3 separate regions of the Homo sapiens genome follow, and regions 2 and 3 are each linked to region 1. Evidence: chromatin contacts called from ENCODE Hi-C or POLR2A ChIA-PET data. All regions are on one chromosome and are shown on one strand. The core of a region is the stretch at or near the end of the contact, and the rest is flanking DNA. Distances in the headings are between cores, read along the strand shown.

What was found. A loop is a pair of places that touch in the nucleus more often than their neighbours do. ChIA-PET counts read pairs that join two places held with the same protein, here RNA polymerase II (POLR2A). Pooled maps may share reads with other maps.
Region 2: a loop to region 1 is called in a map of Calu3, with 11 times the contacts of the local background. The contact joins the enhancer-like site here to the promoter of WNT9A in region 1. A Hi-C loop is called at or near these places in 3 of 168 maps with a recorded cell type or tissue (Calu3, HepG2 and PC-9) and 4 of 50 pooled maps. POLR2A ChIA-PET finds 5 or more read pairs at or near these places in 5 of 52 experiments (H1, MCF 10A, PC-9 and 2 more).
Region 3: a loop to region 1 is called in a map of sigmoid colon, with 8 times the contacts of the local background. The contact joins the enhancer-like site here to the promoter of WNT9A in region 1. A Hi-C loop is called at or near these places in 13 of 168 maps with a recorded cell type or tissue (MCF 10A, PC-9, endothelial cell of umbilical vein and 9 more) and 15 of 50 pooled maps. POLR2A ChIA-PET finds 5 or more read pairs at or near these places in 3 of 52 experiments (MCF 10A, OCI-LY7 and WTC11).

Annotation. Positions count from the first base shown.
Region 1 is chr1:227,946,580-227,949,968 of GRCh38, forward strand. It overlaps WNT9A (Wnt family member 9A), which reads right to left and starts at 1,353. Exons shown (of 4, transcript NM_003395.4): 1 at 1,214-1,353. The coding sequence starts at 1,308. It overlaps LOC124904533 (a long non-coding RNA gene), which reads left to right. Exons shown (of 2, transcript XR_007066912.1): 2 at 123-724. RefSeq lists silencers at 175-284, 1,388-1,467 and an enhancer at 1,258-1,307.
Region 2 is chr1:227,908,992-227,912,448 of GRCh38, forward strand. No RefSeq gene overlaps it. Among named protein-coding and RNA genes, the nearest start is that of MIR5008, 31 kb to the right of the region's middle. Within about 2 kb of position 1,739, at least 2 of the 41 ENCODE cell types and tissues checked have a DNase peak (open chromatin) inside an H3K27ac peak, as active enhancers do.
Region 3 is chr1:227,886,243-227,890,112 of GRCh38, forward strand. No RefSeq gene overlaps it. Among named protein-coding and RNA genes, the nearest start is that of MIR5008, 54 kb to the right of the region's middle. RefSeq lists enhancers at 1-179, 180-776. Within about 2 kb of position 1,394, at least 22 of the 41 ENCODE cell types and tissues checked have a DNase peak (open chromatin) inside an H3K27ac peak, as active enhancers do; they include heart left ventricle, heart right ventricle, prostate gland and 3 more, where a contact is called at or near this core.

The DNA.
Region 1 (3,389 bases), core at 103-2,602:
TGAGACACCGGGCTGACCCTGGAAGACGACCCAGAAGAAAGGAACAGAGAGAAGAAAGGGAGAGAAAGAAAAACACAAAGGGAAAGTTTCCCATGAAAATATTTTATTTTCTTTGAGAACAGGATACACCTGCAGGGCTCCTCGGCCCAGGCGGCCTCTCCCTGCCCGGGCGGGTGCCAGATTCCTGGACCAACGGGGCCCTCTGCCGGCCAGCCCGCCGCGCGCTGGCGCTCAGGCCAGAGGGCCGGGAACAGGTGACCGGCGGAGGGCGGCGGCCCGGCTGAGGGAGCGGCCCAGGGCGTCCAGGTCGGGGGCTGGGATCCGAAGGCCAGCCAGGGCTCCCAGCGGCGGCGCTCGGGGTAGGAGGCTGGAGGGTGGCGGGGAGGCCCGGGGCGCTGCCTCGCACGGCGCCACCCTGCACCTCAGCGCGCCCAAAGCGCAGCGAGGGTCCCTGTAAAGGTCGCAGGACTGGGCATCCCAGACCTCAGAGAGGGGGAGGGAAGAAGGAAGGGAAAGAAAGGAAGAGAGAGACGCGCCGACAGCCCGGCAAAGCGCTGCTGCAGAGACACGTGAGCACGGGCAATGACACCGCGGGACGCCCCGGCCGGGCCCTGCGCTCCCGGCCAGGTTCCATGGACGCGCTCCCGCGGGCCGGGGCCCGGGCCACAGAGTCAGAAGCAAAGCGCAAGAAAAATAAATTCCTCCAGCTTGGAGGATTTCTCTCTTTCTCTCTCTCTCTCCGTTTGGGGCTCAGCGCGAGGAACATCTGGATTTTGTACGTATTTTTGTTATTGTTAAATTAACTTCTCGAGAAGAGAAAGGGGGGGAAGCTGCTAGGTGGGCGATGGCCAGGGGCTGAGGACTCAGGCTCCAGCCTTTTGGCAAGGACACGGCGGCCCAAGGAAGTCGGGACCTGATCCCAGTCCCTAAGCGCGAGGCAGTCCTGCTCACGGCGGCGACTACGACGACGACGACTCTGCGGTCACGGAGGACCGCGGCCCGGCGCAAGCCGGACGGGTCCACCCGCCTCTCTAGCCGTGCCGCGCAGCGGACGGAGCGACGCGCGCGCCGCAAACAAACAGCGCCAGGCAACCCGGCGGCCCCGCCGCGCCCCGGCCCCAGCCACCCCGGGTGCCTCGGGGACTCCGGACGACCCCGCCCCGGCCCCGCCGCCCCCGCCCACCAGTGCGCGCCGGCCGCCGAAGGCACCTACCCGAAGTAGGCGGCCGAAGGGCGCAGCGCGGCGAGCAGCAGCGTCAGCCCGAAGGCCGCGGCCAGCCAGCGCGCCAGCGGGGACCCATCCAGCATCTTGCCGCGCCTCGGCGGCCGACCATCGCGCTCCCAGCTCCGCGCAGGGCGCGCCGCGGCCGCCGCCCTCTTATAGCGCCCGGAGCGCGGCCAGCTGGGCCCGGCCCCGCCCCGCGCCCGGGAGGGGATCACGCCGGCGCCGGGGGCGGGCCGAAACCCGAGCCGCGCGCGCCAGCCCGCCAGCCCCTCCCGGCCACTCGGGGCCCCGGCCGCCGCTCCCGGCGCGGGTCTCGGGCGCGCCCTGCCCGGCGGGGATGGAGGAAGGGGAGGCGGAGAGCGGTGGGAACCGAGGGCGGGGCGTGCGAGAACCCGGGGCGACCACGGCGGGACGGCATTGGGGGGCCGGAGGCGGGCATCGGGAAGCGGGTAGAGCGTTGGGGGCGCTGCAGTGGGAGCTTGGGGCGGCCCCCGGGGCGGGATTGAGGGGGAGGGGAGGGGAGGCGTTGGCCGCCGGGCTAGCCGCCGGCGGGGCTCCAGGCCGGGACGGTCGGGGATGGTTCCACAGAGGACCCAGCCGTCTGCCCCGAGCTGGGCGCTGCGCGGCTGCTCCGGGGGAAGCTTGGTGAGGAGGAGTCGGGCCAGCCGGTGATGCCTGCGCCTCTTGCGCATGCTGACCCCCTCAAGGAGCGGGGCCAGAGAATCGCTCCTTTCTGGCAGGGACTGTGGCCGCTTTCGGCCTGGGAATGAAGCGACGTAGCCTGCTGGGGCTGTGAGGTGAGTAGCTCTACCTTTTGGGGTCCTGATGGTCTCCCCATTCTTAAATTGTGGGAGTGGAGCTAGCGGCTAAGTCAATGAAACACCAGCCATCGGGCAACGCCCTTCTCAGAGCCTGTGTCCTGGCCGGGACGGGGAGAAAGAGGACTCCTGGGATGGAAGGTGCACACCCAGGCAGCTGGAAGCGCTCAGTCACAGCCCGGGGACTCGTCCCCTCTGCGATACGGATTCGGAGCTGCTTCTGAAGCAGAATGGTGTCAGAGGACCCAGAGCTGGCATTAGGATACAGGTGCACACATTCCAGACAGACCTGGGGGTGGCATCCAGGAGAAGGCTTATAAGTTCCCTGGATGGGGCCTCTGTGCCATGCAACAAGGGACACAAGAACAGGGCTTGGGGTCCAGGCTGGCGGTGGCATGCCTGCCACCTGCAGACCCTGGTCAGTGCAGGATGGTGCCTCCAACACGGGCTAGGCTGCCAAGGCTGAGGACACAGGGCCAGCGAGCCTGCCCAGCCACGTGCTGCAGGGGCCTCAGAGACCTGGGCTGCGGTGCCAGGTCTCTAGGCAGTGCCCTCTGTGCCTGCAGGGACTGATTCTGGCACAGTGACCGCAGAACCTGGGGGGCGGAGCACATGCCCCCGGAAGGCTGTGAAATCCCGCCAGTGGCAGTGACAGAGGCGAATATGAGGGTCCTCAGAGGAAAAACAAAGAAGATAGGAGCAGCAGAAAATGGCCCCCACGAGGATCTGAGCCAACCTCGCCACCCCTAGGGCTCCCGGCCCTGCTTCCCTGGGAAAGCCTGGCCATGTGGGTCACCCCTGTGAGCATACCCTTTCTGAGTGTCTGATGGCCAGTTTGCCAGGTGAGCTTCAGGTGCATGTGGGGCAAAGCAAGGGTGGGGAAGGGAGGAGACCGGGCCTGAGCAGTCACTCCCTCTCGGGGCCTCGGTTTCCCCATCTGAGACCCATCCAACTCCAGCGAGTGGTGGCTTTTCTCCAAGGCATGATGTCCTGTGTGGGAGCCCTGGCCCCTGGTTCTGCTTTTCCACTAGGTGTGACTGGTCTCACATCCTTCCCCATCCATAGGACCCCCCTCCTGTGGGGAGAGGGCACTTGTTTGTCCTCTTTTGCTCAGGGGGCTGGGCCACCTCCCTTGAAATGGGGCTGACTCAGCAGAGGGAGTGCAGACGGCAGCCCAGCCCACCCAGGCTGCAGCGACCCCAGTGGGAGGCCCACCCGCCCCACGGCCATGGGCTCCAGTGAGCCCCCAAAGTCTGGCTCCAGCACCAGGAAGTGAGAGGCAGCAGAGGGAAGCAGACAGGACGGGAGACCCTCCCCACCCCCCACACACCCCCCTGCAATGATGG
Region 2 (3,457 bases), core at 489-2,988, 37 kb before region 1:
TCATCATGCTCACCGTCAGTCCCCTCGTCCACAGCCTCTTCCACCGTTAGAATGACTTTCAGAAAACCAAAACTAAACAGTATTGATTGTGTCATGTATTTGTAAAAATCAAGCAAAATATAAATGCACCATGAGAGTAAAACACGACCCCAGATTCCTTCCCTGAGAAGTAAACTGTGCTAATCCTATGTGACATTTAATCCAGGCCTCCCTCGTGCATTCTATAGGATCCTGGGGTTAACATACAGGCCAAGAGAATTACAGTTTATTTAATTATAGGTCTACCTTAAATGAACAGTGTTGACTGGAAATATGTTCTTTAAATTATGGGAAGGAAGGAATGAGAAAGAAGGAAAGAGGAAAAAAGAAAAAAGGAAGAAGGGAGGGGGAAAAGAAGAGAAAGAGAGGAAGAAATAAAAGAAAGAAAAGAAAACAGAGGTGGGGGAAGGAATGATGGAGAAAAAGAAAATATGAAAGGAAAAATGAAAAAAAAGAAGGAAGGGAGGGAAGGAAAAAGAAAACAAGAACGAAAAAAGAGAAAGAAGAAAGAAGGGAGAGGAGGGAGTGAGGAGGGGAGGGAGAAGGGAAGAAGGAAGGGAGGAGGGGAGGAAGGAGGGAAGGAGGGGAGGGAGGAGGGAAGGAGGGGAGGAAGGAGGGGAGGGAGTAAGGGAGGAAGGAGGGAAGGAAGGAGGGGAAGAGGTAAGGGAGGAAGGAGGGGAGGAGGGAAGGAAGGAGGGGAGGAGGGAAGGAAGGAGGGGAGGAAAGGGGAGAAAGGAAGGAAGGGAGGAGGGGAGGGAGGAGGCAGGAGGGGAGGGAGGAGGGAAGGAGGGGAGGAAGAGGGGAGGAAGGAAGGAAGGAGGGAAGGAAGGAGGGGAGGAGGAGGCAGGAGGGGAGGGAGGAGGGAAGGAAGAAGGGGAGGAAGGAGGGGAGAAAGGAGGGAAGGAATGAAGGGAGGAGGGGAGGGAGGAGGAAGGAAGGAGGGAGGGAAGGCAGGCAAGTGAGGAGATTATCTGGAAAGATCACTGAGGGACCCTGAGGTAAATCTTTAACATGTCAGATATGTGTTGTTAAACAATCCTTCTTCTGGCTGGGGGCGGTGGCTCATGCCTGTAATCCTAGCACTTTGGGAGGCCAAGGCGGGTGGATCACGAGGTCAGGAGTTCAAGGCCAGCCTGGCCAACACAGTGAAACTCCGCCTCTACTAAAAATATAAAAACTAGTCGGGCGTGGTGGTGGGTGCCTGTAATCTCAGCTACTCGGCAGGCTGGGGCAAGAGAATTGCTTCAACCCGGAAGGTGGAGGTTGCAGTGAGCCAAGATCACACCACTGCACTCCAGCCTGGGTGACAGAGCAAGACTCCGTCTTGGGGGTAAAAAAAAGCTTCTTCCATTAAAATAAATGGGAGGATAGGAGCTGAGACAGAAGCCTTTCAGCCCGTGCTGCAGGCAGCCCCAGCCCCAGGCATCATTGCGGTGGGAGACTGTGACGCTGAGAGGTTTCTGCTCTGTTCCTCCAGGGTTCAGGCCTCGGAGGATGGTAAGTGGGCTCCCCTCAGCCCAGCCTCCTCCCTAGATGTCTCCATGTCGAGGTCTTTATTTTTATCTTAACACAAGGACCTGCTTTGTTTTGTTTTGTTTTGCACAGAGACTCACACAGGCTGGCTGTCAGGCCATGGCTATCCCTGCCTCTCTGCCTCCCTGCCCTGGCTGCAGGGCCAGCCCTGCTGCAGCTGCCGCCTGATTCCCTTCCTCACCACCCAGGGGAGCTGCTCCTTGGGACCTCCAGAATTCCTCTCCTCGGTTTGTGCCCAAGCACACCCTCAAATCGTTGACTGGAAGAGATGTGAGGGTGGTGAACTTTGCTGGAATTTGCCTGCCTGAAACTGTCTTTATTCTAGTTTTTTAAAAGCAAGCTTGGCTAGGCGTGGACTTCTAGGTTGCAAATGACCCTTGCTACGAGTTTGCAAGGGGCCGCTGCATTTCAGCCCAGCATCCCTGCCGCAGGCCTGATACTCCAGGCTTGATGTGCACATCAGTTAGGAATGACTTGGGTGGCAGATGACAGAAAACAGCCAACTCTAGCTTAAACAAACACACTTTCATTTGTTTTAAATCTCACACACAACAAAAGCTAGGATTTGGCCTGGCGTGGTGGCTCATGCCTGTAATCCCAGCACTTTGGGAGGTTCAGATGGGAGGCTCACTTGAGCCCAGGTGTTTGAGATCAGCCTGGGTAACGTGGTACGACCCAGTCTCTACCAAAAATACAAAAATAAGCTGGGCATGGTGGCACCTGCTGTCTTTATAAAACTCATATAAAGCTGGCGCCTATGGTCCCAGCTACTCGGGAGGCTGAGGTGGGAGAATAGCTTGAACCTAGGAGGTTGAGGCTGCAGTGAGCCGAGCTCTCACCACTGCACTCCAGCCTGGGCGACAGAGTCAGACCCTGTCTCAAAAAACAAAACAAAACAAAACAAAACTAGGGTTCATGCGAGAGCACCATGAGGTCACTGGAGCCTTTTCTATTTTTGCTCTGTCTTCCTTAATGGGTCGCTTCCTTACTCATGATCTCAAGACGGTTGCGGTGACTCCACCATCACATCCTGTGTCCTATGCAGGAAATGGGTGCAAGGGAAAAGATATGCTGAGCAAAATGGGCATGCTTTCAGCAAAGCTTTGCCTGCTTGCTGGAGAAGAGACCTTCTCGCTGTAGGAATTTATCATGACATCTCATCGTCCAAAAGGGTGTCAAGTGCCCACCATAGATTCTCCTACAGCCAAAGAAAAGCTGACCTATTTTTTTTCTCACTAGATTTCTTGGGCTTTATATTTCCAATTTTTATTGAAAATAATTACTTCACTGGCCATATTTTTGTTTTCAGTAGTTTACTTTTTTGTTTTATTGTTCCTTTTTCATAGATGATTTTCTTTTTCTTCTTCTTTTTCTTTTTAGACAGATTTCACTCATGTTGCCCAAGCTGGAGTGCAATGGCATGATGTCGGCTCACCACAACCTCCACCTCCCAGGTTCAAGTGATTCTCCTACCTCAGCCTCCCAAGTAGCTGGGATTACAGGCATGCACCACCATGCCTGACTAATTTTGTATTTGTAGTAGAGATGGGGTTTCTACATGTTGGTCAGGCTGGTCGCAAACTCCCAACCTCAGGTGATCCACCCGCCTCAGCCTCCCAAAGTGCTGGGATTACAGGCGTGAGCCACTGCGCCCAGCAGATGATTTTCTTTCTTTTCTCCTTCCTTCCTTCCTTCCTTTTCTTTTCTTCCCTTCTTCCCTTTTTTGAGACAGAGTAGTGGCATGATCTTGGCTCACTGCAACCTCAACCTCCTGGGTTCAAGCGATTCTTCCACCTCAGCCTCCCAAGTGGCTGGGACTAGCTGCGCCCACCACCTATAATTTTTAAAAAATTGTTGTGCAGAGAAAGGGTCTTGCTATGTTGCC
Region 3 (3,870 bases), core at 144-2,643, 60 kb before region 1:
AGCACCAGACAGCTGGGGTCCCTCCCTGCGCCCTCCCTTGTCCAACAGACTGGCTGGGACTCCCCTGTGGCCCTGGGGCAGGCTTGAGGCCAAGGGGACAGTGGGGGGCTCCGTGGCTGCAGCAAGAGCTTAGGCGGGGCCAGGGGTATCCTGCAGAGGGACCCCCATGGGGCTCCAGGTGGGAGGGTCCCACCCACCAGCTCAGTCACAGAGATAGGGCTGCCTGGATCTCCTGGGATTCCCAGACCTCTCCCCTGCCCAGCCTCCCCCACCCGAGACCTCTCCGCTGACCCCTTCCCCGGATGCTCCCTCCCTAGGACTGTTCCCCCCAGGCCTCTCCCCCACCTTCCCCCAGGCCTATGGTGCTCCCCTCCTGAGCAGCAGAGCCAGCCAAGCTTCTCAGCTCCTAAGTGGGGCTCTTGCGTCTTTACAAGTCTCCCACCCCATAAAAGAGATCACCGCGGAGCTGTCCAGAACCCCTGGAAACAGCTGGGTCGGACGGTGACAGGGTGGGTGGAGAGAGGCGGAACGGGAGCCCGGGAAGCCTGGGGGTCGCCCTGGGAGCTCCAGACACCCTGTCCAGGACCGGGCAGCTGCAGCCCTCCCCACGCAGGTACCTCCCCACCCACGACCCCGACCCCCACCCCGGCGCTGAGCCTCTCTGCTGGCTGCAGGGGTGGGGGGCTGGACAGGCCCTTCCAGGACATCCAGGAGTATCAGGCAGGGTTGACAACAAATGCCTGCTGATTAATAACAGTTTGATGGGAATTTCATACGCTGCCTGGATCCTAAACATTCTCCAGGAACATCTGGCTGAGACCGGGCAGCCTGTTTATGTTCACAATGAGAACATTTTTTCCGACGCAGCCCGCAGCGATTGTCTCCCTCAGAAGCAGCGCTGGGGACGCCCTCCTGGGCCGGGCAGGGGGCGGGGGACTGGGGCCGGGGCTGCAGCCAGCCAGCCTTCCTTGGGGCCCAACCCCTTCGCCGACCCTGCAGGGTGGGACCCCACCCCCGAGTGGAAGAAGGAACCGGAAGCCAGGCCCGCGGGCAGGGAGGGTGGGGGCGAATCCCTACCCCACCCGAGGGGAGGGGCCTGAGAAGGGCTTTTCCCCCCCTCTTCCTCCATTCTGCCCCCTTACTCCTCCCTCTCCAAGATTCCAAATCCCCTTCATCCCATAGAGGGGCTTCCTGGCTTCTGGCCCGCCCGCGGTGCACAGCCTTGCTGGGGGAGGGGAGGTAGTCAGCGGAGTGGTGTGGGTCACCAGGGAGGGGAGGGGACACCCAGCTGGGGCTCCCAGGCTCACGTCTACGGTGGGGACCGGGCTGTGGGCCCCTTTGGCCCTCACCTCCCTGGCCTGGTCCAGTCCCTCCCGCCCTGAGCTTAGGGCCTCCAGGGGTCCCTCTGGGGGCGTCCAGGAAGGGGAGGGCAGCCGTGGCGTGGAGGGCCTTGCGCACCCAGGTGGTGATGAGGGCGGGCGGGGCGCGGGGAACGTGCAGCCAGAGACCGTGCTAAGACCCCGAAGTCGAGCCCTGGGCAGGGGCGGCGGCACCGTCTGCCCCTCACCCCATCCCCACCGCAGCTAACGTGGCCCGCCCGCCCATGGGGTCAGGGTTTCCAGGCGGCCGGTCCTGCCCCCGGGGCTGCACCGCGCCACTGTGTGTGGTCCTTGTGGGAGCCACTCATTTATTTTTCTTTCTTTGTCCCTCCTCTTCCTTTTTAATAAAATGCATCAGAGCGGAGTGCAGACGCCACCTCCGATGTCCTTATAAAACGTGTGCGCGGGTGCTGCGCATGCGTGTGTCGCTGGGGGCTGTAGGCTGGGAGCCTCCGGGAACTCCCCTCGCCAGGCCACCAGCCTTCCTACTCATGGGGAGGGGGCGTCGAGCCCAATGAGCTCATGCTGGGCCTTGGAGACCCGTCGACACTTTGCACATAAACAGGGAAGCACCGGGTCCCCAAGGCGGTGGGGGCCAGGCTAGGAGGGGATGGATGGTGGCCACCCCCAGGCCTCCCTCCACAGCCCCGAAGGAGCTTTACGGGGTCCACTATCCTGGGACCTAAGGCCCAGGGTGCCTGTTCTTGGCTGTAACCCCTGCCGGTGGACCATGCTCAGGCAAAGAAGGGGAGGGGCCTGAACCCACAGCAGCTCAAGGATGAATCCTGCTTCTGTTGGGTAGGAGAAGGGTCGGCCTCTGTGAGCAGGTGTCCCCCACCACTAGGCTTGCAGTGCTGGATAATGTGGTCCTGCAGGCCTGTGTGAGGGCCCAGGCCTCCCCTCCAGAGGGGTGCCCAGCACTGCAAGGATGTGGGTGGATGGGACAGGCACTCCCAGCACCCAAACACTTGCTCTAAGTGACAGCCCAGGTGTTCCCTGGTGTTTATGTTTTCCTGCAGAGCTGATCTCAGCGCCTACCTGCCCACCACACAGGCAATGTCAACAAATCCCTGTAGGTAGGCCCAGCCCGGCCTCCCCTGCAGCGCCTCAGGGACCTGCCACCCCCACCGAGTCCAGACACGCACTCAGGCATCCCAGGCTTCAGGTGCCCAGAGATCAGGTGTCCAGGGCTCAGGTGCCCACAGCCCAAGTGTCCACAGCCCAGGTATCCAAGCCCCAGGTGCCCACAGCCCAGGTATCTAAGGCTCAGATGTCCACAAGCCAGGCATGCATGGCTCAGGTGTCCACGGCCCAGGCATGCAAGGCCCAGGTGCCCACATCCTGGTGCCCACAGCCCAGAGAGCAAGACTGCAGCTGGCGGAGGGTCCTGGGCTGGCTCTTCACCCCCTGACCTGGTCAGGCCAGCATTATCAGGTGTCACCACCAACCGCTGGCCACTATCTCCTGGAGGAGCTCTGTCCTTCCGACAGCACTGATAGGGCCATCCTCTTGTCACTCAGCTACAGATAGCATTATCCACCAGCCCTGCCCGCTCCCTACCCCCCCACTCCCCTGCCCTACCCATGCACCCAGGAGCCTGGGAGGGCGGGGGCTGCTCCCATGCACCACAGCCCTAGCACCTCCCATGGGAGGCCCTGTGGCCCACTCCCCTCCCCACTGTAGACCCCTTCCCAGGTAGCTCTGGGGGCTCTGTGGCACCCACGGTGGGAAGGGGCTCAGGGTATGCATCTGGGAGAGGGGTGAGTGGAGCAGGTAGGGGCTGGTGCTGCCCTGTGGCCTCTGAGGCTTGGCCACTCTCCAGCCTCACTTTCCCCTTCGCTGCAGACACTCACTGGGGGCAGCCACCTGCTGCACAGAGCCACCCAGGACACTGCCTCCCTCCATCCCCTCCTGGTCTGCCCCTCCCCATGCTCCAGCCACTCTCCCCTCAGATCTAGAAATGCCACTCCCAGCGACTGTCCCTGCTACCTAGGGCAACCCCCCTTATCCTGCTCTGGGGAGGACCTCTGACCCCTCCTGGCCTTTCTCGAGGGAGCTGTGGAGCCAGAAGGAAGGCTCAGAGGATGCCGGCAGCCACGCCGCCCCAGTCTCAGTGATGAGGGTGTGGGGAAGAAGGGCTTCCACCATGCCAAAGGCTTCCAGCAGTCTTTACTCGGGACAGCAGGACAGCATCTGGGCAAGCAGGAAACTGGTCGGCAGGAACCAACCGGAAATTTTAGGGCCCCTTGGAGGGAGTGCCCCAGAGAGGGAAGGACCAATCCCACCCTGCAAGGCACCCAGGGGACTCTCAAAGGCAGGACGATTCCAGAACCCTTCCCTGGGTCCCTGGCCTCCCAGTGTCTGTTCCTGTGTCCAGAATGCTGGGTCTGGAAGTCTCAGCAAGGAGAGCCCCCAGCCATCATGGGCAGGACTTGGCAGAAATGACGCTTTTTCTAGAAGACTCTAACTTGCCTTGGGTCAGAGGTGGCCC